Regions from separate parts of the Homo sapiens genome. Here all the other regions are linked to region 5. A link is a loop called in an ENCODE intact Hi-C map of the cell type or tissue named here. Cell type or tissue: heart right ventricle. All regions are shown on one strand. Region 1 overlaps MICAL2 (microtubule associated monooxygenase, calponin and LIM domain containing 2). Region 2 holds the start of MICAL2 (microtubule associated monooxygenase, calponin and LIM domain containing 2). Region 3 has its middle 5.5 kb from the start of LINC02989. Region 4 overlaps LINC02547 (long intergenic non-protein coding RNA 2547). Region 5 overlaps MICAL2 (microtubule associated monooxygenase, calponin and LIM domain containing 2). Region 6 overlaps MICAL2 (microtubule associated monooxygenase, calponin and LIM domain containing 2).

Region 1 (4,000 bases), 54 kb after region 5:
ACACCCTCCTTGGGCCATCGGCCTTTTCCTAACTCACTAGGCTACATGAAGCCTTGCTTCCTCCCCTCCTGCTATGCAAACTTACAAGGCAGATGATTCAGGAGGCCTGGCTAACTAGAGAGATTCTGAGCACAAGGCAGCTGAGCTGACAGTTCCTTTGAGCAATCTGTGTGGTGGGATAATCTCACCAACACCTGAAGCTAGACAGGGGCATTGGAAACTGTAGGGCTCAGTATGGGTCAGTTACTGCTGTTGTTACCAGCCACCAAATTAAACTCACCCAAACTCTCTCCCCACAACTGACTGAAACAATGATTCTCCTAAGCTCATTCTTGTGACAGTAAAAGTACAGAAAGGCCCAGCAGTAGGCTTGGTTTAATACTGTATTGGGAATTTATTTATGAAATCTCTCAGAAGAGCTTAATTCCATCACAAACCTTAATGTCAGACATTCGCTGGGACAGATGACAGTTCAGGACACTCAGGAGGATGGCATTTCCTTAGTTTACCTCTCCCGGGCTGGAATTTCAGAGAAGCAGCTGACTACCACATTTTCGGCCTCTGTGGGCAGGTATGCTGGTGGTCAGGGTCTGCAGTGGAGCCCTCTCTTGGGACACAGATGCCCGTACTTAACCAGGAGGAGAATGGTGAACAGGGAGCGGCTTGCAGGACAGGGAGGCAGCCAGATAGAGAGCTTCCGCTCAGAGTCCTTTCAAACAGTCCTGACAAACAGTAATCATGACAAAGGTAATCATCTTCCTCTATGCCGGCCACTGTTCTAAGTGCTTTACACATATTATTTTATCCAGGCCTCACAATCACCCTCAAAGTTGGAGACTATTATCATTTTTCAATTAAGGAAACTGAGGCACAGAGAGGTGAAGTAACATGCTTAAGGTCACACAGCCAAGATCCGACGTGGTGGCTCACACCTGTAATCCCAGCACTTTGGGAAACCAAGGCGAGTGGATCACTTGAGCTCAGGAGTTCAAGACCAGCCTGGGCAACATGGCAAAACCCATCTCTGCAAAAGCACACAAAAATTAGGCAAACATAGTAGTGCACACCGGTGGTCCCAGCTACTCGGGAGGCTGAGGTGGAAGGATCACTTGAGCCCAGGAGATGGAGGTTGCAGTGAGCTGATTTGTGCCACTGCACAACAGCCTGGACAACAGAGTGAGACCCTGTCTCAAAAAAATAAAAAAAAGTCTCACAGCCATAAGTGGGATGCAAACCCAGGTTGGTCTGACCTCAAAGACCATGCTCTCAGGCCCTGTGCCACACCACCGTCTCACTCTGTGGCTTGAAGAAATAAGAGCTTCAAGGGTAGTCTATGTCAACAGTGTCCACAGCACACCTACTTCTCCTATGTCCTGAAGCAAGAGTGTCCCTCTCACCTCCACAGTCCCTAGCCAGCATCCTACCAGTGATATTTAAGACCCCAAATGCACCATCCACCTCTCTTGGCTCAGTTCAGTCTCAGAAACATCTGTGCCTGAGAAGGGCACAGGCGGTTAGATTCTGGGCTCTGAGCTGGAGCAGAGGCTCTGTGTCTGGGCCAGGACAAGGGGGAGGACATGCTGAGTGTGGACAGATGTCCACCAGGCCATGACTCTGGCAATCATTTTAATGAGCAATGCAGCGGTCAGCTGGGCACGCCAAACGTGTTCACCCACTCTGAAAACTGAGTTGAAATAGAGCATGATTCCAAGGCCCAGGTCAGTTAAATGACAAAGCAACAAAACCACAACAATGTATTACATCCAAACCCAGTGACCACAAAACTTTTCTGATTCAGGATTTAAAAAAAAGAAAAAAAAAAAGGAGTCAGGATATGGTTTCATGAAGGCATTAAGCCATCTCCCCCACCCCACATACTCCTAACTTCCTGAACAAAGAAAGCATTCCATCATTTTAGCGCCTTTCCACCAAGACAACAATAGGCTGCATTTTCCATCTAAGAACAGTTGGCTTGGAACAGCAGATAGAGAAGCAGTGAGAGTAAACGCAGGTCTGCGGGGCCACCGAGGACAATGATTAATGGGTTTCCCAGGCCTGCTATCAGCTGGGGCAGGCAGTATAGGAATAGGTCTCAGAACATGTTACCCCAAGGCCCTCTTGCAAGCACTCCAGTGAGCAGAGGATCGGCCTACACATTCCCAACCCATGAGCTCAGGCTGGAGGTGAGCCAGGGAGAGCCAAGGTGGACAGTGGGAGGAGGGTCAGAAAGGGTCTGAACGTCTCACTGCTGCTCCAGGAAGGGAAGACTAGCCATCCATTGAGGCATTACGACACCACCTCTGACTCGAACAATGGACTGTGTGGTGTGACCTTAATTAAAGGAAAAACGTAGAATCACAGTGCATTTAAAAGACCTTAGAGAGGCCATCTACTAAAATCTCTCATATCACACAAGAGGGAACAGAACAGAGTTGGGAGGAAGGGAAAGAGGAATTTACGTTTCTGACAATTTCCTATCGCTAGGAATCGTGTCGTGTGTGCTAAAGCCGCTACGGTGTGTTAGAATATTGCTGTTTTACAGATGTGGAAATTTGGTCTCAAGCCAGTAATTGGCCCCCAGTCACAAAACTAAAAAGCAGAGGAGCAGAGATTTGACCCGGATCCCTTCCAAGCTCTTTTCAGCAACTCCCCCACCCCTGACCCACTACACTGGCAGGCCCCACATGGCTCCTGACCCCTCTATTCCCAGCTCTATGGCATCAGAACAGGGGTCCTTAACCATTTTTATGCCACAAACCATCTCAGTAACTTGATAAAACCTATGGACACCTTCTCAGAATATTTTCTTTAAATCATAAAACAAAACATTAACAGATCTAGCATAGCTAATAGTAAGTAACAAGATCTAGTTGTAGGTCTAACACCTTACAATAATTTCAATAATTATTCACTTATAATAATTTCTAGTTGTAAGTGTAAATCCTAGCTTGAGATATCTGCAACCACTGCAAGAAGGAATGAAAATATTTGTGATTTCTATTAGTGATGAAGTCACAGGCACTCCTAAGATGGATTTGTTGCCTACAGTGTCCCTGTAATTGGGGAATATATTACGTTTCAGTTAGAGGTTAGTAAAAATAAAGGGTTTTTTCTTCATTCAAGTTCACAGACCCCAGGAAATTAAAAATCCGTGTACCAGACTAGCACTACCATGAATCCCCAGCATGGGGGACAGTTGTCAACTTTTCCTTAAACCTGTAGGACAAAATAATAGCAGTTGCGATTTATTGAATGTTTTAATGTTGCAGGCCCCTGTTAAGCTAACTCATGTCCTACTGACAGCTTTTCTTTAAAGTGGGTGATGCTGCCTTGATCTTACAAAGCAGAAAAGTTTGGTTTCAAGGTTGAATCTTAAAGCAAGTTAAACACATCTACCTACTTCATGTTCAAGTTTACAGATTATTGTAATTGAAGAGACTGTAAAGTAAGCTGTTAAAAAAACCATTTTACTTGAAATTCTCTTCTTGGCTGGATGGATTTTGAGTTCACGTAAACAAAACAAAATAAATTAGACATTGAAGCTGATATAAGGCTACAAATGCCATCCTTAACCGCAAATTGAAAACTACTAAATCCATCAGATTCATAGTACCAGGACTTTAATCGAGAATTTCTAATAAACAAAGGTGAAATTCTAAAACCAGACATTCATAAATATAAAATAATGCTGTTGCCCTCCTTAAATATTTCTGACAGAATTTCTTTTGAAAATAAATGTAAGAATAGGCCGGGCACGGTGGCTCATGCCTGTAATCCTAGCGCTTTGGGAGGCCAAGGTGGGTGGACCACCTGAGGTCAGGAGTTTGAGACCATTCTGGCCAACATAGCAAAACCCTGTCTCTACTAAAAATAGAAAAATTATCCAGGCATGGTGGCAGGTGCCTATAATCCCAGCTATTTGGGAGGCTGAGGCAGGAGAATCGCTTGAACCCCCAGGGGTGGGGTGTGGCGGGGCGGAGATTCCAGTGAGCTGAGATCA
Region 2 (4,000 bases), 130 kb after region 5:
TATACTAAAGTATAATGGATTGGTATCAGTTTTCATGATTTTCATGACATCATGAAAATAAGTCATGAAAATCATGACTTATCATGATTTTCTTTTGAAAGAGGGGATGAGCAGAAAGCCAGAGCCCTAGGCCTAAAGGAAGAAGGGGCTGGAGATAAAAGTGATGTCATGTTTTTATAGAGGTATGTTCAAACTGGATTTCAATTACCCCACAACCATAACACTACACCCCAACACCTGCCCCCCCACCCCCAAAAGCCCCACGAAACTAGAATCAGTCCTAAGGTAGAGGTTATTTCAGCTAACACAGTCCTCCTAGACTATACCAGAAGCCAGCTTCTCAGAGGTGAGGCCAGGTCAATGGTAGAAGCAGGCTTCCTTCCAAAATAGCACCCAATCCCTCCCCATAGCAATCTGGCCAACACTATCCACTACTCTTGACTAGGGGGAGGATAAGGGGTTTGCAGGTTGAACAACTTGGCTAACCTGGGTCACTTCAACTGTTTTGCCAAAGAAGCATCCCCTGAAATCCTGGTGGAGAGCATCTTTTCAGAGGCTGGAAGGCTCTAGTCAGCACGCTGTGGGGCCATGGTCCTGCACACAGCACACCACTTCCCACAGCCATGAAACAAGAGCACTGGACTCACACTGACAGGGCCAGGACCTGGCTCAGACACTTGTTGTGTGACCTTGGGCACCTACCATACCTGAGCCTCTTTCCCCATCTCTAAAATGGGGAGGGCAAAACTCTCAGCGTTTTTGGAATAACCATGAAATTGGCTGCAAAAGTGCCACAAGACAGGACCTGTTGCCCAGTAGGCACTTAATAAGTCCGTCTTCTCTCTGCATGAAGAAAGTGAGTTCTTACGGTATTAGAGTCTCCAGGGCATTGCACAGGACTACCCTGGAGACCGGAGGCCCACTTGTTGGGTCGACTGCCACTGGGGAGGGGGAGCAGGACAGAGTAAGTGCAGGTGTCAGGGAACCTGGCACAAACACTGGAGGGCCAATTCGCCTCTGGCTTTTCTCCCGTGGGACCAGCCCACAAGGGGCCTGGCTGGTGACTTCATCCTTCACCAAAATCATTGTAGACTGTAGTTAACAGGCGACAATCACAGCAAGAGAGCCGGCACACTGCTGTAGGCCTGGCGGGGCCCTACAGGCTTCCAAATAAAAGCTCTTTCCGCTTTAAGAACCCAGGCCTCAGAATAAACAATGTGGAAGGAGGCACACTACTCTGGTTTCCACATCCCCTCATCCCCATCCAGTAAAGGCCGTTCCCAGCTCTGCCAGTGAGGCTGGCGGTGAATACAATTTACCCCACCTGCCCCGTCTGGCCCGGCAGCGGCTTAGACGCTGTGGGCAAGATCCCACCTCTCCCCGGGGCCAGCCAGGCACCTACAGGGTGGGTGCCGCGGACACCCTGCGGGGGTGCTCCTGGGCCTGGAGCGAGAGCGGGCTACTGGGGATGCGGGAGACGCGATGCAGAGCGGACAGTGCCGCGGCCCCTCGGACCACTGCCACGACCCCATCCCGACTGGGCTCCAGCCCGCGGCCAGCCAGGCCACTGACATTTGGCCCAACTTAACTTCCTGTTACTAAAGAGGGAGGGGACAGGGGAGGGGGAAAAGGGCGCCCAGTGAAGAGCTGGAACGGGGCGTGCAAGGCTCGGAGCCCCAATCCTGGGAAGTTTGGGGATGGTCTTCTGCCAGGTGACAGGCAGCACTGCAGGCGCGTCACTCCCACCCCGTTTTGGCGCTTGCGATTTTCTAGGCTTGGAACTGCAGGGTTTGGGTGTTGCGGAGCGGAGTAAGAGGTAGTTCGGCGTGCCGGTGGGAGGCTTTTATTGCGTTCTAATTGGTTCAGAGGCCGGCCAGGGCCGCCCCGGGCTTCGTCGCAGCGCCACCTGCTCACTGTGCGCCCCGCCGGGTGGGTTTGAGGCGGGGGATGCTGCGGCCGCACCTGACCCTCCCGGGCGTTGGACACGGCGCAGAGTCCAGCCGAGGCTGGCACGGTCCCCACCCGCGCCCGCCCGCCCTCCCCACCCTGAGGCCAGCGCCGCCCCCGCCTTACCGAAAGTCGCGCGGGCTGCCCGGCCCCGGGTCAGGCCTGCCTCGGCCCTGGCCGCGGGCGCAGCGATCGGGCCCCGCGGGCCACTGACAGAGCTGGGAGCGAGCGAGGCGGCCCGGCGCAGGCTTAGCCAGCCGAGCGCCTGCGGTTCTGCGCCGCGCGGTGGACCGGGCTGGGGAACGCCCCCGACAGCGGCGCGGCCAATGACAGGACAGCACGGAGCCCGCCCCGCCCCCGTGGGGCCGGCTGTCACCGCCGCTGCCGCCGGCGCACGTGGGCTGTAGCCCGGCCCAGAACGCAGGGAGTGGCCGGGCGCTCCCACCCTGACCCGCACAGGGCGGAGACCAGGGGAGGGCTGCTGGGAGTGGGGCGTGGTGGCGCTGCGAGATGAAACCCCCGGTGTTGGTAAGCGGGTATCAAGGGAGCGGCGAGGGCCTGGGCCTCACGCTTCTTGGTCTAGGCGGCTGGAAAGCAAGACACGGCATCCCCTTTTGGACATGGGGGAGCAGCATGGCACTTCTAGTACCGACTGTGTACGTCCTGTGGACCTCCCTCTTTGCTCGGCTCCTTGACCACCCTGAGCTTCCGCAAACCTCCTTGCTAGCTAATAGGATCTTCCCCTCACCTGGCCTTGCTTGGCTAAAGCTAGTGGGAAGGGGGCGGTGGTGCAGACTACCTGTGTTACCTTGGTCAGATCACCTAAACACCCTCTACCTTTGGCTGTCATATCCCTATCTTAATCTCTGCTCTGCCCACCTTCCCGGGTTACCCTTACCCCCCACAGCTCCAGAGAGCAACATTCACAGACAACACAGTGTGAATGGAGTGGGGCCTAGTGAGCAATCAGAAGCACTCTGTAGACTATAACTACTGTAAAACACCTTGTGTTTAAACGGCTCTTGTAGCAGTTATCATGAAATGGGGATCTCCATGGGCAGGAACCATGTCTGACTCACCTCTGGAACCCAGGGCCCATCACAGGGCTTGGCCCGGTGTAAGCATCAATAAGTGTTCTTGGAACTGAGCTACCTAGGCAGAGGAAAACAGGCAGGCTTGAGCAGTGAGAAACAGTATTGTGGCTCCAGGCTGCTGGAATTTCCCCAGCACAAGACCACCTCCAGGAGACACCATGTTCCCTTGCCAGACAAGTGCAAACAGAACAGTTTGCCTCCCCAAACCTGCAGATTATTATTATTTTTTCTCTACTCTACTTCTTGCCATGTGATCCTACTCTCAGCCCTTTGGTGTTTACCAGGTATTGTCCTACCTGGCAGCTCTCTTAGCTCTCTCTTCAGAATTCAATCAACTTCCTGTAGATGAACTTTCCAGCAAAAGCTGTTCCTACCCAGTTTGCAAGGCCCAGTCAGCTTGTACTCTCAGAGGGCCAGCACTCCACTCTGATGGAAATCTGCCTGTGATGCCAGCCTGGGGAGTGCCCTTCACACGTGATCTCATCTAAGCCTGGCTTGACAGGTATGTATTGTATCATCATCCCATTTCACAGATGTGGAAACTGAGACCAGTGAGGTAAAGCAACTGGTCAACATCACATGGTTAGTAAGTATCAGAGTCCGGATTTGAGCCAGATCTGGTTCCAGAATCTACATGCCTAAACACTATGTGCTGGGGCCTCTACAGCACTGCCCATGCCTCTAGGGTACTTGACAGGTCAAGTCTAACCCTGAAAGAGCTGCTCTAGGCCTGACCCACTCCCAGTCCATCCAAACAGTCTGTCAAGCTCAGGCCAGGGCACTGTAAGGGAGAGGAGACTCCACTGGCCTGGCCCTACCTTATTTAGAAGAGTGATACAGGAAACCCAAGGCAGTGAGGAGCTTCAGGAAGCAGTGTTACATCTGTCCCCACCTTAACTACACTGGACATAAAGCCTCTTGCTATTGGCCTGGACCTGAGACACCCATGTGGTGGATAG
Region 3 (4,000 bases), 140 kb after region 5:
TCCACTTTCAGTGGATTCCTAGTCGATCGCTCTGACTTCACTCATTTTTCTGCCCACTACCTGCCAGAAGGATCTTTCTGAAGCACTTGTCCAGTGTGAATGCTGCCCTCCAGCCCACAACATGACAGAGAGTTCCTTTCTCTGTTTTCTTTACTCACGTGCTGCTCTCCTCATCCTCTGTGTCTGGCGAACTCCTCATCCTTCAAGCCCAGTGCCATGCTTTCTCGGTACTCACACTCTCAGCAGAATGGACTGCTCCTTCCTCCCGTGCTGTCTCTAGCCTTTGCAAGCACATCCCCGTTTGAGCATTTGTCACAGTGTGATCATTTACCTGCCTCCTACACTGGGGAGGGCCGGACCTTCATTAGTCTTGGTACCTCAGTGCATGACCCTTAGTGGGTGATGAATTAATGATTGTGAAGTCATTGAGTGTCATATGTGAGAAATAGACAAAAACACCCCTCCTTTTCCCCTCCCAAGCCATAACCAGGCTACTGGGGGAATCCGGCAGACCAGGCACATGGGGGATTTTTTTTCCCTAATGTTTCATTTTCTTTCTTTCTTTTTTTTTTTTTTTTTTTGGAGATGAGGTCTCACTATGTTGCCCAGGCTAGTCTTGAACTCCTGACCTCAAGTGTTCCCCCAGCTTCAGCCTCCCAAAATGCTAGGATCACAGGCGTGAGCCACCATGCCCAGCCATGCTAATATTTCAAACATAAGGAAACAAAGTATGACACCGCAAACGCTCATGCGCCGGCCATCCAGCTTTCATGAATCTTCTCCGTTTGCCATATCTGCTTCAAATATTTTCTTCCTTTAAAGACATAAACATAGTTAATGCACACTCTGTGCCCCACAGGGATCCATTCCCTTTCTCTGGAATTTGGTGTTCATCATTCTAATGCGTGTTTTTACACATTTACTACAAAGGCGTATATTTCTAAACAATGTTTTATACTTTTAAAAATGTTTTTAAACATCTTACCTTCATGAAGACTCCTGTATGTGACATTACAATTTGATTTTCCTGTCAATGTTATCCAGATACATATGAGCGTCTTTCTGTTCCCTGTCTTCTGCTCCAATGTCTGTTTGTCTATTTGTGTGGTGATTCTTTAACATCAGTGCCTTAATAATGGATTTTAATAGCTGGCAGCTAAGTCTCCCCTCCTTGTTCAAAGTAATTTAAGCTATTCTCTGGCCTCTCTTCCATGTGAATTTTAGAATTAGCTTGTAAAGCTTTGGGAAATTCCTTACTGAAGTAGGCATTTCATTCAATGCATATATTACTTTGAGAGGAATCCTCATCTTTATGGTACCGCGTCTTCCCCTCCATGCACCTGGTAAGGCTCTCCAGCTAAGGAGACCTTTTGTGTGGGATGTGGCAGTGCACCCCAGGGCATCATTCCCAAGGCATCCCCAGCAGCAGAACAAAGAGCCTCTGAGAGACCTCTCACTGCGTGTGAGCAGAGCCCAGCCAGCAGGAACCAACTGCCAAAGTGAGGCCAACCCAGAGATGCCAAATAAGCTGAACGCACGATTTCTATCCCCTCCAAATTCCACTTGCAGCAGATACTGCTAATCCACCCTAGTGCTCTCTTCCTCCAAACCCAACGCCCTCAGCCTCCTTTCTCACATGGCACTTCAGGCAGCCCCTAAATAAGTCAGGCACACCAAGTGAAACCTCTGTGCACCCAGCCTAAATCTCACGAAGCAGACAGGCATTTTCTGGGACCCTATGACAACCCAACACTGGTGTCTCTGAGGGGACTTCATGGGCCTGCACGGAGCTCTGAGCCTACCCTGTTTCACAGGCACAAGTGCAGGCACATCAGATGCACACTCTCCTCACCATTTTAAAGATTGCTTCCCCAGGGAGAAACAACTGATTTCAGGCAAACCAATGAGCCGAAAAGGCTGAATGGAGAAATATTTTGCTGGGGGAACTGGTGTTGACTTTTCATTCCAGCCACCAGGCTACTCTGAGTTTTTCAATGTGCAGAAGGCCTTCACAGCTGGTGCCTGAATGCCTGGCGGTAGAAGCTATCTATGTCTCCTTCCACCTCTTTTTGGAAACAAATAATTACCATGTATTACAACAAAGATCACAACAGAGGTCTGTTTAGGGATCTCTGCCTTGCTCCCATCTGTACCTTTTGTCCCAGCACCCAGTAGACACTTACCATATCCTGATGCAGATTAGAGCTCAGCAATGTTTGATGAGTGTCACGTGTCAAGCCCTGGGTTAAAGGATACTTTGTCCTACTTTGTCTGCACCACGGTGGTGAGTAAAATCTCCATGTTGCAGATGAGAAACAAAGGCTCAGGGAAATAAAATGACTCCTCCAATCAGGGCTACTTAGCTAGTCAATGACAGGCTTGTGAGCCAAGATCTACCCACCTGTGATGGTGGAATCTAAGTTCAGTGCCACCTGCTCATTGCTGCCTGCTAAGGAAGGGAGGAGAAAAGGGAGGAAGGAAGGAAAGGAAGAGGAGACAGAGGGGCAGGGACAGATCATAGAAGGAAGAGAGGGAAAGGAGGAAGTTGAGAAAGAGGGGAAGGGAGAGAGGAGGGCGTGAGGGAAACTGGTGGTGGTGGAGGCTCCAAACCTGCCTTCCTCTTCTCTCTCCCGGAATCTGTGTCCTGGGGGAGGTTGTATGAATCTGGAAGCCCATTCCAGACTGATCTTGTATTTCCCTTGCAGTAAGAAGAGGAGGAAGAGGAGGAAGCTTAGGAATCCTCTCTGAAGGGGACATGGTTCTTGGAGGCCTGATTTGTATTGGGGAGAATCCTGAAACCAATCACTGAGGGAGCACTACCCTTTATGATGGGGATGGAAAAGCCACAGCAACCCTATGGCCTCTAGTTTTGGAGAGGGACTCAGCTAAAGACCAAAGGAAGCACCAGAAAGAAGAACTGAAGAGTTTAATTTGGTTAAACATAAATAAAAATAAAAACATCTCTAGAATATAGAAACTATCTCTAGAAGTCCGGGTGTTGTGGCTCACACCTGTAATCCCAGCATTTTGGGAGGCTAAGGCAGGTGGATGACCTGAGCTCAGGAATTTGAGACCAGCCTGGGCAATATGGCAAAACTTCGTCTCTGCCAAAAATACAAAAAATTAGCCGGGTGTGGTGGTATGCACCTGTTGTCACAGCTACTCGAGAGGCTGAAGTGGGAGAACTGCTTGAGCCTGGGAGGCAGAGGTTGTAGTGAGCCAAGATTGCACCACTGCACTCCAACCTGGGTGAAAAAAATAAAAGAAAAACTATCTCTAGGGGTGGAGCTCTGGGGAATGTTTTCTCTGTTCAAATGTTCTACCAAGCAGATGTATTACAGTGGATGTGATTGCCTTTAATTTGCTTGATTTGCTGGACATCGTTCAAAGGTCATCCCCAGGTATCAGTGGATGGATAGGAAGGAGAGTGTGTGCACTGAGGGTGTGGCTGTGGGCCCTGCAGGGGAGGCACCACAGGGAGGGGCTGGCACTCCTATGGGCTCAGACGCTCAGGTGAGTTGCCCATTACATAAGGTGCATTGCTAGGGCATTAGCTCAGCCAGGAAGGAACCACTCTGGACTTGTGACTTCACTTTCCCCCCTCCCTCTCTCCTGTTCCCACCCCCCACCCTGGCTCCTTCTTTTTTCTTTTTTTTTTTAGACGGAGTCTTACTCTGTTGCCTAGGCCGGAGTGCAGTGGCACGATCTCTGCTCACTGCAACCTCTGCCTCCACGGGGTCTCCTTCTGATAACTACTGAAGGAATTCTATGAGGCTATCTCTCCCCCAAGCTCTCTGGGGGAATGGGTTTAATTAAAAACCAGTCCAGTTTGCCCTCAGTAGGAAACAGGGCAGACAGGATGTTGGTGCAAAGCAAGCCAAAAACCTAGTCAGTATGGAAGGCATCTGCCTTCTTCCTGTCGTGACCCTCTGGGCTCAGCTCTGAGACCTGCCGGGACAGGAGTAGCGGGGGCCTAGGGCCCTCAGGGGGGTTAACATAC
Region 4 (4,000 bases), 190 kb after region 5:
GGCAGGGGCTGAGAAGGCAGGATCCACCCCAGACCACAGCATCTCCAGAAGTAGCTCCCTGGGCTCAGACCTGTCAATTAAAGGCATTGAAGATAAAAGAGGGAGGTTTCAGTAAGCAGCTGGGCAAGATGAAAGCCCAAGTGCTGTTTTATGGCCTCCTAATGGGAAGATTCGGATGCACCTTATTATGCCCAATCAAGTAATTATAATTACAGAAACCCGGGAGACTCAGAGGCGGCCTCCTGGCTTTGGCTTTCACTCCCAACCGGCCTTGACAAATCACGATTTCTCATCTCCTCGCCCACAGGAATCTAGGAACATGCTAATTGCCCCAGAGTTTGGCAGCAGGTCCCACCCACTCCTGGGCTAGACACCACGCACCTGCCCCTCCCCAGCCCAGGAGCCAGCGAGATCTAGCAGTGTGTGTCCAGCCAGAGCCTGGAAGCCAATGGGCAGAGCAGCCCCCGCCCTTCAGCCATGGGTAAACAGAGGGACACTAGGAGTGGGGGCGGCCACGGCTAGCGGGATGGCCAACTTGCAAGGGCCAGCTCGACTGCTGCTGCCTGCTGCACACACTGCATTTTGTTGATTTTATTGTTGTGCTCCCCCTATAAAAATATGAGCTCCATGAGGAAGGGTTGGTATTTGTTTCCCATTGCTGCTATAACGAGTCCCCGCAAACCAAACTTAGTGGCTTAAAACACAGAAATGTATTATCTTACAGTTCTGCAGGTCAGAAACCTGACTGTGCTCAAATCAAGGGCAGTGCTGTGTTCCTTTCTGGAGCCTACAGAGGGGACTCCAGTTCCTTGCTTTCTCCAGCTTCTACAGGCCGCTTGCTTTCCTTGGGTCGTGGCCTCTTCCTCCATCTTGGAAGAAGCCAGGAATCACATCACTTAGAACCCCGTGTCCATCCTCGCACCTCCTTCTCTGACTCTCCTGCCTCCCTCTTCTAAGAACCCTTGTGATTACGTTAGGCCCACCTGGATAATCCAAGGCACCCTCCCTCTCTCCCAGTCAGCTGATGAGCACCTTAATTCCACCTGCAACCTTAAGTCTCTCTTGCCACGTAACATCACATAGTCAGGATTGCAGGGATTAGGGCATGGACGTCTTTGGGGGCAGGGAGGATCATTATACCTACCACAGGGCTAGTGTCTCTTGTTCCCTGCTATAGCCCCAGTGACTGGAACAGTGCCTGGTTCATAGTGGGCCCTCAAGAAAGACGTGTTGAATAAATTCATGAATAAATACATGAATAACCATTAGGAATACTATTTAAGGCTGGGTACAGTGACTCACTCTTATAATCTCAGACCTTCGGGAAACCACGGTGGGAGGACTGTTTGAACCCAGGAGTTCGAGGCCAGCCTAGGCAACATAATGAGACTCCCAGTCTCTACAAAAAATAAAAAATAAAAAATTAGCCGGGTGTGGTGGGGTGCACCTCTAGTCCCAGCTATCTGGGAGGCTGAGGTAGAAGGATCGCTTGAGCCTGGGAGGTAGAGGCTGTAGTGAGCTATGATCACACCATTGCACGGGGTGAGACCCTGTCACACACAAAAAGAGTAAATTTAATATTATAGCAAACAGCTATCACGCTTACTAAGTGCCAGGCACTGTTCAAAGTGCTTTACAAATATTTACTCATTTAATCCCCAACAGTTCTATGACGTACATTTTGTTATTATCTGCATTCTACAGATGAGGAAATTAAGGCACCAAGGAGGAGCTCGCCCAAGGCGCCACAGCTAGTGAGTGGTGAAGCTGGGATTTGCTCTCACGTTTACCGAGCCTACCTATTATGCATCCGGCCCTGGCTGAGCATGTTACATTTCTGATCTCATTTCATCCTCAGAGAGGCCATAAGGGATGTGGGTGGAATAGGAACAGAATTAACAGGCACAGAATTAAGTCACTGGAGCAGCTGAGGAACTCTGAGAGATTCTGTGGCTCAGCTGGGGCAATGAATTGTGTATTGCTTTTTGAGCCTCCTTTGCTAATTAGACCAGGGCCCACCCCCGCAAGCAGACCACAGGTGTCTGGGTTCCCACCATGATGTGGGGCTCCTGCCTCAGCCCTTGCTCCCAGCTTCTGCCCCTAACCGTTGCAACTGGTGCCCAGGCCGCTGCAGATGGCAGCAGGCCATGACCTTCACCTGAAGCTGGACCTGGCAGGTCTGCCTCCAGGAAACCTCTTCCCCAAGGGACAGGAACTGGCTTCAAACCTCACCCAGAGCTCAAGTTGCTTTGCCCTTTTCACTGATGACAACCGTGGGGACCCCCATAGCTGGGCCCTATTCATATTTTGCACATCCTGGAGCTGTTTGCTCTCTACATGCTGGCCTCGGCCACCAGCCCTGTGACAAGCTGCCCCTCTGTGATAAGCTCCCCACCCAGAAGCATGCCCCTAAGACCACAAGCACCAAAACCTGCAGGAAGCCCCTAAACATGGCCCCCAGTTCCCTCCAGCTCTGCAGGGAGAGTGCTGCTCAGGCAGGGAGGGGGAACTGCGCTCTCTCACTTGCATCTTAACCTTTGCAATCAAAGCCAAGAGGAGGGAAACTCTTGTGCCTGCCAGCACAGTGGGGCATCGCATTTTCTGTTCCTGCCAGCACATTTTTCTAGGTCAATGTCAGATCAGGGAAATCCAATACTGCATGTCCCAACGTTTTATTTGAAAACAGAGAAGTTGCTTTCCAAAATAAATAGCGTTTACAAGTAAAGCCTGGAGAAGCCTCTGTCAGAAATGGACTCTGGGCCCAGGCAGGATAGACGTTTCCTAGTGGCTTTGATTGATGTAAACCCAATGTCAGCCCCAGCTCCAGGCCTAAAAGGAGAGGCTGGGCTGAGGAAGAACACGTGTATATACACATACGTATTGATGTGTGCCCGTACATATGCATTTGCATGTATCCTTAAGGGTCTCTGGGTATGATTAGCATGAAGAGTAAGTTGGGGGGCTTATATGTGTGTCCTTATATGTGTTTATGTGTACAGGCATGTGAATGTGACTGTGTGTGCCTGTGTATGTGTGTGATGTGACACCCAGCCCTGTTTCTCAGACACCCAGTCCTCTTTCTAGACACCCCCTTCTTCTCCTCCTTGTACCTGTTCTTTTTCTTTTTTCTTTTTTTTTTTTTTTGACACAGAGTCTCGCACTGTCACCCAGGCTGGAGTGCAGTGACGCGATCTTGGCTCACTGCAACCTCCGCCTCCCAGGTTCAAGTGATTCTCCTCCCTCAGCCTCCCAAGTAGCTGGGATTACAGGCCCAGCTAATTTTTTGTATTTTTAGTACAGACAGGGTTTCACTGTGTTGGCCAGGCTGGTCTTGAACTCCTGACATCGTGATCTGCCCGCCTTGGCCTCTCAAAGTGCTGGGATTATAGGCGCGAGCCACCGCACCCGGCCCCTGTTCTTTTTCTTAACTGATTAAGGGGCTGGGGCTCAGATCTTGACACACTGTGACAGGCATTTCCTCTGCTCTGTTTCTTCTTGGTGCCTACCCACTGCTCCTTCCCAATTTGATGTTGACTTGTTGTGTAGACCAATGGAGTCCAGTTTTTGGTTACTGTGTTAGGACCCAGCAATTTGAGCCCAGGCTATGTTAACAGCGCTCTGTAAATGGTACCATGCACTGCCCCGGAAGGCCGCTGGTGTCACTTCTCGCTGACGTCACCCTGACTGCAGGATCTCCCTCACAGACCTCCGACTTCTGCTGTCAGTGCAATCCTCCCCAGGCCTTGCCAGTTTCCATGCTCAAGGCCCCGCCTGCCTGATGACCACCTGTCTCATTAAACTTAAGCAACTCAGCCTGGCTTCCAAGATCTGAGTATCTTCTTAGCAAATTCTCTTCTCAGGAAGTGTGTCCCCTTCCTGAGCACCTCGGCCAAGCTGCCCCATACTGTGTTAGCTCTGGCCCCTCCCTTACCCACCTCTGAGCATTTCTTTGCTCACGCTGTTCCTCTGCCCTCACACCATTCCCTGCTGCCACTTCTCT
Region 5 (4,000 bases):
TTGCTCCTGTCATCAAGATTGAGAAATTAACACTGGCACAATACTATTAACTAAATTATACACTTTATTCGGATTGCATCAGTTTTTCCACTAATATCTTTTTTCTGTCCCAGGATCCCACACTGCATTTCATCACCCTGTCTCCTTGGTTTCCTACAAACTGTAACAGTTTCTGTTACAGAATGACACTTTTTGTAGGGTACTGAGCAGCTGTTTAATAGAAAGCCCCTCAATCTGGGTTGGTCTGATGTTGTCTCATGATTAGACTTTGGGGAAGGACACCACCGAGGTGAAATGCTCTTCTCATTCCAGTACAGCGGGCTGCATGATATCAACGTGACTTATAAGTGGTGATGTAGACCTTGATCATTCGGTTATGCTATTTTATAAAACGGAGTTCCATATAAGATTTCTCTAGCTCATCTGCTAACAGTGAAAAATTGAAAATGACCACTGTTTACTAAGAACGTCTGTTCCCCCTTACTACGGGATCTCCTCCCACAGGCCTCAGGAGTATAAATGGTGCTGCCACAGCAAGTGGGCAGTAAGTTTTCCCAAGGACACCAGGAATGTCCCTCACAGGAACAGACATTCTCACGACAACAAAGATGTGTTCATTTAGAAGAAATTCACTGGAAAAGGCAAGCTATAGTTAATTTTTTTTTAAAAAGATCCCTAGGTGTGGCAGCCCTATGGGGAACCTTGTATGTAGAGCCACTCTGAGTGTTGGACGAACACAAACCGAAGAGGCATACCCTCCTTCAAAGTGAAATGTAACTGTGCACAACAGCACAGGCTTGAGTGAGAAGAGGCTGTGCTTACTTGGGTGATCACTATTTGTACAAGACCAAAGTTAGCCAGGACGGTGGGCCATACAGGCCAGCACTTTCAGACATTAACGGGTCCACGAATCACCAGGAAATCAATCCTCAAAAGCAGATTTGCTTTCTGTAGGTCTGGGGTGGGCCCTGAAAGCCTGTACTTCTAACAAGCACCCAGCTGCTGCTGCTGCTCCTGGATCTTGGATTACATTTTGAGTAGCAAGAATTTAGAAAGAATATTGCTTTGTTAAAACTGACTTAAAGCAAAACCGTTGCCCCAGGAGACTGTCCAGGGCTGTCTCAGAAAGGGTAGACACAAACCAGATTTCTTCCCACTCCAACTCCTAGGTTGCCAATAACAGAAACAACACTCACATACCCTTAAATAAATAAGCCATGGGTGAAACATAGGAAAAGACTTCCACCTGAGACAAAGTGTACCCAAGGGAAGCTTCTTGGGAATAGGCAGGAGCAAATCCCAGGCCCTGAAGCTAGAGAGCTGACACCCGTAATCTGGGAAATGGAATGTGTCTGTAGCCTTGTGCAGTCTCCGCTTCCTCTCTGTGTCTCTATTTGCTGGCTTCTTGCTTACACCACAGCCAAGTGGTGGAGAAGAAACAGTGCTTCCTGAAGTGCACCTTCAAGAAGCTCTAGGAAAATGTTCAACCCAGGGTGTTTTGAACTCATTGGGTAGAATGGGTTTGTTCATATTTTAAGATGTGAACTGAACTCGTTTTTCTTTGTCAGCGCTTCCCTTTGACCATCACAGATAATGGGTTGAATGGCTGGCTGCTGCTTTCCCCAAGGTGAACCTCATGACTCTATTTATTATAAAGCTCACTGTTGTGAGGGGCAGCAAGTCAGACACGAACAACCATGTCATGCAACTATACAGCAATAAAAACTCTTCGACCATAAACAGTAGAAAAAGTCCCTTCTACCTCCTATCAATCAGATATCAATGTATTATACAGACCGTCCCTCATGCCTCTAAGTCATCATTTTGAGGTCAGCCAGTAGGCTGGCAAAAGCTGGCATCCCACACTTCGCTGACAATATGCATGCTTGTGGAGTTGGAATGGCTTTTTTTGAATGACGTGTATATCTCAGGTCTCTTTTAAAAGCTGCCCAGGGAAGCAAGAACTGACACTCTTTCCCCTTGATCAATTTTTCAGAAGCAGGCAAGAGATTCAGGCTCTCCTTTGACAAAGTAACCTGTAATTTTCTTCTTTCACCAGAAGGTGGCACTTGTGGAGACCACGACATATGCCTTAAAGGCTAAAAGCAAAGGAAACACAAATGGATACAAACGATGATTGGGAGAAAAGTGGGAGTGCTGATGCCTCTTTACTATTTACTGTTAACAGTGGTTGTATATTGATTAACATGTGTCAGATACCATGTTCATCTTATTCATCTTTAAAAGTCCTGCCAAGTTTCATGTATTTCAAGTGTATCATTGCACGTTACAGACATGAACCACATCCTGGGAGGTTGTGTTTCTCAAGGTTACACAGCTAGTAAGTAGTGAAGCGTGATCCAAAACCCCAACTGTTTTTCCATCACGCCAAGCTTGGAACCCAGTGGTTCATGAGAGAGGGAAGGAACAGGGCCAGGCTGCTACCACAGTGAGGCTGCCTGTGGCCACTGGTTGTCAGGAAACGAGCCTCTGTTTAAAGCCACACTGTGTACACAAACCTCGTCCAGGTTGGTGAAGCCCTTCCGTCTCCGTTTGTTCATGTCATTCTCTCCGGTTTGACCATCCACCTGCAATGGCCAAGAAAGCAGGGTGAGCTCTGGGGGCCACCAAGGGCTTCAGTCCCACTAAGATCCCTGAGGGCATAGGGCTGGCTTTGAGCTGGCGCTGAGGATGTGTCCCTGCCCACAAACAGCTGTCAGCCTACAGGCAGGAGTGGTAGTAAATGACTCCGCACTGTGACAAATGCTGTCACAGGGTTTTGTTCAGGCACAGCGGAGAGAACCTCACTCCACCTAGGGAGCCAAGGCTTCGTCAGAAGGGGCTGGAATTACACCCCAAAAGATCTTCATGAAACATCAAAGCAAAAAGAATCCCGGTGACATAGGCAGGGCAGGGATGATCTCCATTGCAAAGTGGCCTTGGGCTCAGAGCAGTTTAATGGTTTGCCCAAGGCCACAGCCAGGTCTGCTGATGCTTTCAGTGTGCTGCCTCATGGAGACCAGCTGGGGTCTCTCTGCACCCAGGGAGCCTCTCTCCTACAAGAAGGTGACCGGGTTCACCTCACATGGACTCTCAGGGCTCAAATGAGCTGCCTAGGGATTTGATGGCAAATCAAGTCTGCAATTCACTCACCATCACAGATCCTAGTAAACAATATTTTATTAACTTCAAATAAGCATTAACTATAGCCTGATGACTAGCGTGACCATACAGCCTAGTTTGTTGGAGGTGGAGGGTAGTTCTGATTTACCGCTTTTTACCCCCAGCCTGATTGTTAACAGTGCCCCCTTCACTCTCAGAAGTCTCCTGGTTTAGATGATACATGACATGGTTGCCCTACTGAGAACGCCTCACAGCCCACTCTCTGCTGCCTGCATCTGGGCATTGAAATCCAGAAAGCCCTGCTCTACCCAAGCCCATTGCATCACCCTGCAAGGGCTCCCAAAGGGCACTCGGCTGTCAGGCTTGTCTCCTCAGGGAATGAGCAGAACTCTGGAGGCCGAGCTGATGCTATGGCTGGAGTGGGAAAGACTGAATTTAGTACCTCCTCCGTACCCCATGGGTAAGCCTACCCTTGTCGCTGGGCTAGGGTCCACCTAGGCTCCCCCATCCTTTTCTGGGGTAAGACCTCTCTGCTACCAGTCTTCAGCCACGGGAGCCTTCTCCAAATGGCTAGTTCTGTCAGAACCAGGGAGCCATGTCCCATTGACCATAGATCGCTTCTGCAGGGAGCCATCTACCCTCTCAGAGGGGGCTTCCATCGCAGGCCCATATTAAATCCTAGCCTTTCTACCATTTTGGATGCAGGGGGAAGTGCTGCAGGCCACCTGCTCACCTCAAACCCAGGCATACAGCCCAATCAGCCCCGTAAATCCTAACCTACCCGATCACAGGAGGATTCTTTTACCTCCTGGTTGTCTGAAACAACAACCCTAGCTACGGGTGCCCCAACACACAACCCAGTACGCATCCCCTCCCT
Region 6 (4,000 bases), 77 kb after region 5:
GGGAAAACAACCCAGAAAAGTACACTATATATAGCACCATTGAAAGTCTATCATTCTCGGTGCTGCAAATTGGTTGGCTGATGTGAATATAACCCAGCCACATTACACTAAGGCACAGACAGAAAAAACTCCAGAGAACATCTCTCTAGATTTCATGACTGCCCACCTCTCCGTAGACACCCAGCTTTAAAGCCTTTCTTCATTCGTTACCAGAGAGCAGGGCTTTCCACTATCCACATGACAAACAGTCTCTTCTCAAAACTTCTGCTCCTGGTATCAGCTGGAAGCACACCATCTACCTCAGTCAGACTCACAGACAGACAGACAGAGACACGTGGACCTCCTCCGCCTGTGCAAAGGGGGCCTGTGCTTTGTAATTCCAGGCTGTGAGCTATTTGGAACAAGTGCTCCGGCTCATGGAAGGGAAAAATGCGATGGGTGCTCATTCACATCCCAAAAATAGCTTGCCTGGGCTTTGGCCATGGTCCTTTCTGCACCATTCTAACCTCAGACATTTCTTAGGAAAGTCATTTAAGTTTCAAAGGAACAAAAATAAAGTAGAGCTGATTTTCCAAAGCACTAGCTGTTTTTCCAGAATCCAAAGCTGGCACAAGAAAACAAATGTGGAGGAGCTGGGGCTGACCCAGCTGTCAGGAGGGCTGGAGGGGTCTCTGAGCAAGAGGGCACAGCAGACCGAGCTCCACCGATGAGGCCTGGTAAGAGGAGGTCAGCAGCACACAGAGCGCAGGCCTCACGGCAGCTCTGTGCTCCCCAGAGGGGCAGTGTTCATCGTGGACAAGTTGGAATTGTGGGACGGTTTTATAATACTAAAAGCAGAGAATGGTGTTTATCTTCCTCCTTAATCTCTTACTTATTCACTCAGCAACAATTACTGGTGCATTAGCAAGAGTCGGGCACCACTCAAGGGGCCGGGAATACGTAGGCTCAGGCCCCGCCCACAGGGGCAGATGGATTACAAGACCACAGGCAAGTGCTTGTGGAATATGAACCAAGGGCATGGAAGCCCAGAGCAGGCGGTGTCCAACAGAGCCTCGAGGAGTCCAGAGGGGCCACAAGAGAGAAATCTCAAGAAAGCTTCAATTTTAGGAATGAGATTTATTTTACTAGAAGACTGGGCAGTGGACATTCCAGGCCATGGAAATACCCACACAGGGATGTGAGTGTGGAAAGAGCGGGACAGTGGTGGAATGACAGCAAGTTCAAGGTTCAGGATTCGTGAGGAGGTGCGGTGGGGATGTCCAGCGCACGTGGTGGCAGGTGTCCCCTCCAGGCCAAGGAGGGGGACTGGCCTCTCCAGTGGGTGGTGAGGAGCAGAAGACAGAGGAGCAGGAAGAGACAAGTCTTTGGGAAGATGATAGGGCAGCAGTGGACTGGAGGAGGAGGCTGGAGGCAAGGAGGCAGCTAAGGGGCTGTCCAGGCAGCAATGAGAGGAGCCGGAAGAGAAGGGGGAAGAACAGCACATGCAAAGGAGCATAGGAGCCCACTGGGCACCACCTGCCAGGAGGAGCCTGCTGGGGCTGGCGAGGTCTCAGACACTGGATGCCCAGACTTGGGGGTGACAGGATCCCTGCAACTTTGTAGGGCCCTACCCGACCTTCCCTCTTTCCCGGAGAGCTTCCGAGGTGCCTGGCACTATGCTTGGCTTGAAGGGAGACTAGCACTCATTCCCTGCTCAGGCCTGGCCAGCTTCCCTGCCCTACCCAGGCTGGGTCCTCCATGAGGCCTTACCCAGTGACCCCGGTCTATGACACTCAGCAACTTCAGTAGACTGGGGAAGGGGGCTCTGTGCCCTGCCTGGTGCGACAAGCGTGGATTCCTTCACAGATCCTCTCTGGGCTCTGTGAGCGTCCACTGTGCTTACTTGGGCATGACTCACATAAACACTGCCTCCTACTATGTCTCCACTTTCCCCATGTGCAATGTTGCCACCCAGAGAGCATAAACAGAAGGAAGGACTCATTTGCTTTGCAGATCGTATTAACATTCTCAGTCTTTATCTATCTTTGGAACCACTTCTGTGCCCAGCATTGAACAAAGGCTGCAGTGGCTGGCCGAAAAACACAAGGCTATTTGAACTTGCCTGCTACACTACAGTCTTTTCTGAGGACAGGCAAGCAGTACAGAGAAAACTGTAAGGCTTCAGAGCTATTGCCTCACACAAGCCACTTCTGATTCTCAGTTCCCTTACTGTAACAGACAAATTATAATCTCATCCTTGCAGGGTAGCTGTGAAGGGCAAGAAACGTGGATGACGGCAGAGCCAGGTCCTGGCAGGCACTCAGTAGATGTGGTAACGCACACTGCATCTACCACAGGAGGCAGATTTGTACCTGGGGAAATGTACCAGTTTAGAAAATAGTCTTGTAAATCAGTTCTCCAAGTTGCCAGCTCCTCCTTGTCTAAAATTATGAACAGTTTAGAGGCATCAAGCCAGACAATAATTTACAAACTGGAAGAAGCTGTCTCCTCCGCACCCCAATCAATGGCCACCCCTCCTCCCCTAGAAGAAGAATGAACAACTTCGTCTTCGGGCTCCAGTGGAAAAAGAGCTAAAGGTGGTGCTGAGGGCTGGATAGGCGTGGGAGCTCCAGGAACCAGCCCTTATCTAGAGTGAGATAAGGGGAGGTGGAGGGAGATGGTTTGACAGGAGAAGATAAGCGCAGCTTGGATATGTAGCCCAGCAGCCTGTACCAGGCTCAGACTTGCCACCCTGGACCTAAACACCCATCTCACCCTTTACAACTGGCTTTCCAAGTTAGGTCACAGACCTTAAAAATGACTCTAACACCCATGGCGGGTAGCTTTCCTCGTGGGATTAACATCAGAATATTTAGAGTCAGGGTAACCTGAATGTGAATCTGCTCTCAACACTTGCTAGTTTTGTGACCCTAGGCAAGTTACCTCATCCATCTTGGCCTCAGTTTTCTCATGCGTGAAATAGGGATAATACAGGCTTCCCTCAGTAACCATGGGAGATTGATTTCAGGATCCCATGCAGATACCAAAATCTGTAGATGCTCAAGTCCCTTATATAAAATGATGCCATGTTTGCATATAACTTACACACATTCTCTCGTATACTTTAAATCATCTCTAGATTACTTATAATACCTAATACAAGTGCTATGTAAATACTTACATTGCATTGTTTAGGAAATAATGACAGTAAAAAAGCCTGTACATATTCAGTACAGATGAAATTATCTGTTTTTTTTTTTTCCTGAATATTTTCAATCCACAGTTGGTTGTATCTGTGATGTGGGACCAATGGATGCAGAGGGCCACCTGTTCTCCTCACTTCATGGGGCTCTAAGGAATCAGTGAGATCATGTATGTGATAACCAATACTCATTACGATTCTTCAAACAGCCCAAACATCATCATATCAAAAGGAAGGGCAAAAGAAACATCATTCAAGACTACTGAGACTAGCTTTCTGGGTCAAGGAGTTATATACAGGTTGAGTATCCCTTATCCAAAATGCTTGGGACCAGAAGTGTTTTGGATTTCTATTTTTTCTTTTTTTTTTAGAATATGTCCATCATACTTACTTGGTTGAGCATCCCAAATCCCAAAATCCAAAATCCAGAAGACTCCAATGAACACTTCCTTACAGCATCATGTCAGCACTCAAAAAGCTTCAAATTTTGGAGCATTCTAGATTTCAGTTTAGGTATAGTCAACCTGTATACTTTAAAACTAGAGGACAAGGGCCTTCCATTTAGAAGGTCTGAGTTCAAACTCACTTCCTCTCTGTGTAGACTTGGACAACTCATTTATTTTTTGGGTTTTAGTTTCCCATGTATAACTAGGGAACCTCATAGAAAGTAGTTTTGGTAATGAACTGAAAACATACAGAATTCAGGACAGTGCTGGGAATGAACTGGGAAGGGCTGACCTAGCACTCAGAAGGACTCAGTGATTCTGAGCTTCAAACCTTTCTTCCAGAGAACTGGAGTGCAAAACCTTTGGTGGCTAT

What was found. Peaks named below come from ENCODE experiments on the same cell type or tissue, not always from the same donor. Only the 100,000 strongest peaks of a DNase experiment are listed, where the experiment ranks them.
Region 1: a loop joins it to region 5, with 1.9 times the contacts of the local background. A loop is called at or near these places in 18 of 110 quality-filtered maps.
Region 2: it touches region 5 in a loop (2.9-fold over the local background); 57 of 110 quality-filtered maps call a loop at or near these places.
Region 3: it touches region 5 in a loop (4-fold over the local background); 56 of 110 quality-filtered maps call a loop at or near these places.
Region 4: a loop joins it to region 5, with 3 times the contacts of the local background. A loop is called at or near these places in 81 of 110 quality-filtered maps.
Region 6: it touches region 5 in a loop (2.4-fold over the local background); 48 of 110 quality-filtered maps call a loop at or near these places.

Annotation. Positions count from the first base shown.
Region 1 is chr11:12,180,990-12,184,989 of GRCh38, reverse strand. All of the region lies in intron 3 of MICAL2 (microtubule associated monooxygenase, calponin and LIM domain containing 2), which reads right to left. Among named protein-coding and RNA genes, the nearest start is that of MIR6124, 19 kb to the right of the region's middle. RefSeq lists an enhancer at 2,156-2,656. In heart right ventricle, no CTCF peak of the experiment used is centred here; a DNase peak (open chromatin) is centred at 2,152; H3K27ac peaks cover 3,943 bases.
Region 2 is chr11:12,108,800-12,112,799 of GRCh38, reverse strand. MICAL2 (microtubule associated monooxygenase, calponin and LIM domain containing 2) reads right to left here and starts at 2,210. Exons shown (of 28, transcript NM_001282663.2): 1 at 2,074-2,210. RefSeq lists an enhancer at 1,601-2,304 and a silencer at 1,847-2,516. In heart right ventricle, no CTCF peak of the experiment used is centred here; DNase peaks (open chromatin) are centred at 1,621 and 2,329; H3K4me3 peaks cover 2,860 bases; H3K27ac peaks cover 2,574 bases.
Region 3 is chr11:12,090,383-12,094,382 of GRCh38, reverse strand. No RefSeq gene overlaps it. Among named protein-coding and RNA genes, the nearest start is that of LINC02989, 5.5 kb to the right of the region's middle. RefSeq lists enhancers at 973-1,473, 1,474-1,974 and a silencer at 1,867-2,161. In heart right ventricle, a CTCF peak has its summit at 2,050; no DNase peak of the experiment used is centred here; H3K27ac peaks cover 2,069 bases.
Region 4 is chr11:12,049,293-12,053,292 of GRCh38, reverse strand. All of the region lies in intron 1 of LINC02547 (long intergenic non-protein coding RNA 2547), which reads right to left. Among named protein-coding and RNA genes, the nearest start is that of LINC02547, 20 kb to the right of the region's middle. In heart right ventricle, no CTCF peak of the experiment used is centred here; DNase peaks (open chromatin) are centred at 2,102 and 2,452; H3K27ac peaks cover 613 bases.
Region 5 is chr11:12,234,765-12,238,764 of GRCh38, reverse strand. MICAL2 (microtubule associated monooxygenase, calponin and LIM domain containing 2) reads right to left here. Exons shown (of 28, transcript NM_001282663.2): 16 at 2,520-2,588. Among named protein-coding and RNA genes, the nearest start is that of MIR6124, 73 kb to the right of the region's middle. In heart right ventricle, CTCF peaks have their summits at 2,065 (motif pointing right) and 3,023; no DNase peak of the experiment used is centred here; H3K27ac peaks cover 3,910 bases.
Region 6 is chr11:12,157,743-12,161,742 of GRCh38, reverse strand. All of the region lies in intron 2 of MICAL2 (microtubule associated monooxygenase, calponin and LIM domain containing 2), which reads right to left. Among named protein-coding and RNA genes, the nearest start is that of MIR6124, 3.9 kb to the left of the region's middle. In heart right ventricle, a CTCF peak has its summit at 1,949; DNase peaks (open chromatin) are centred at 439, 1,792 and 2,632; H3K27ac peaks cover 4,000 bases.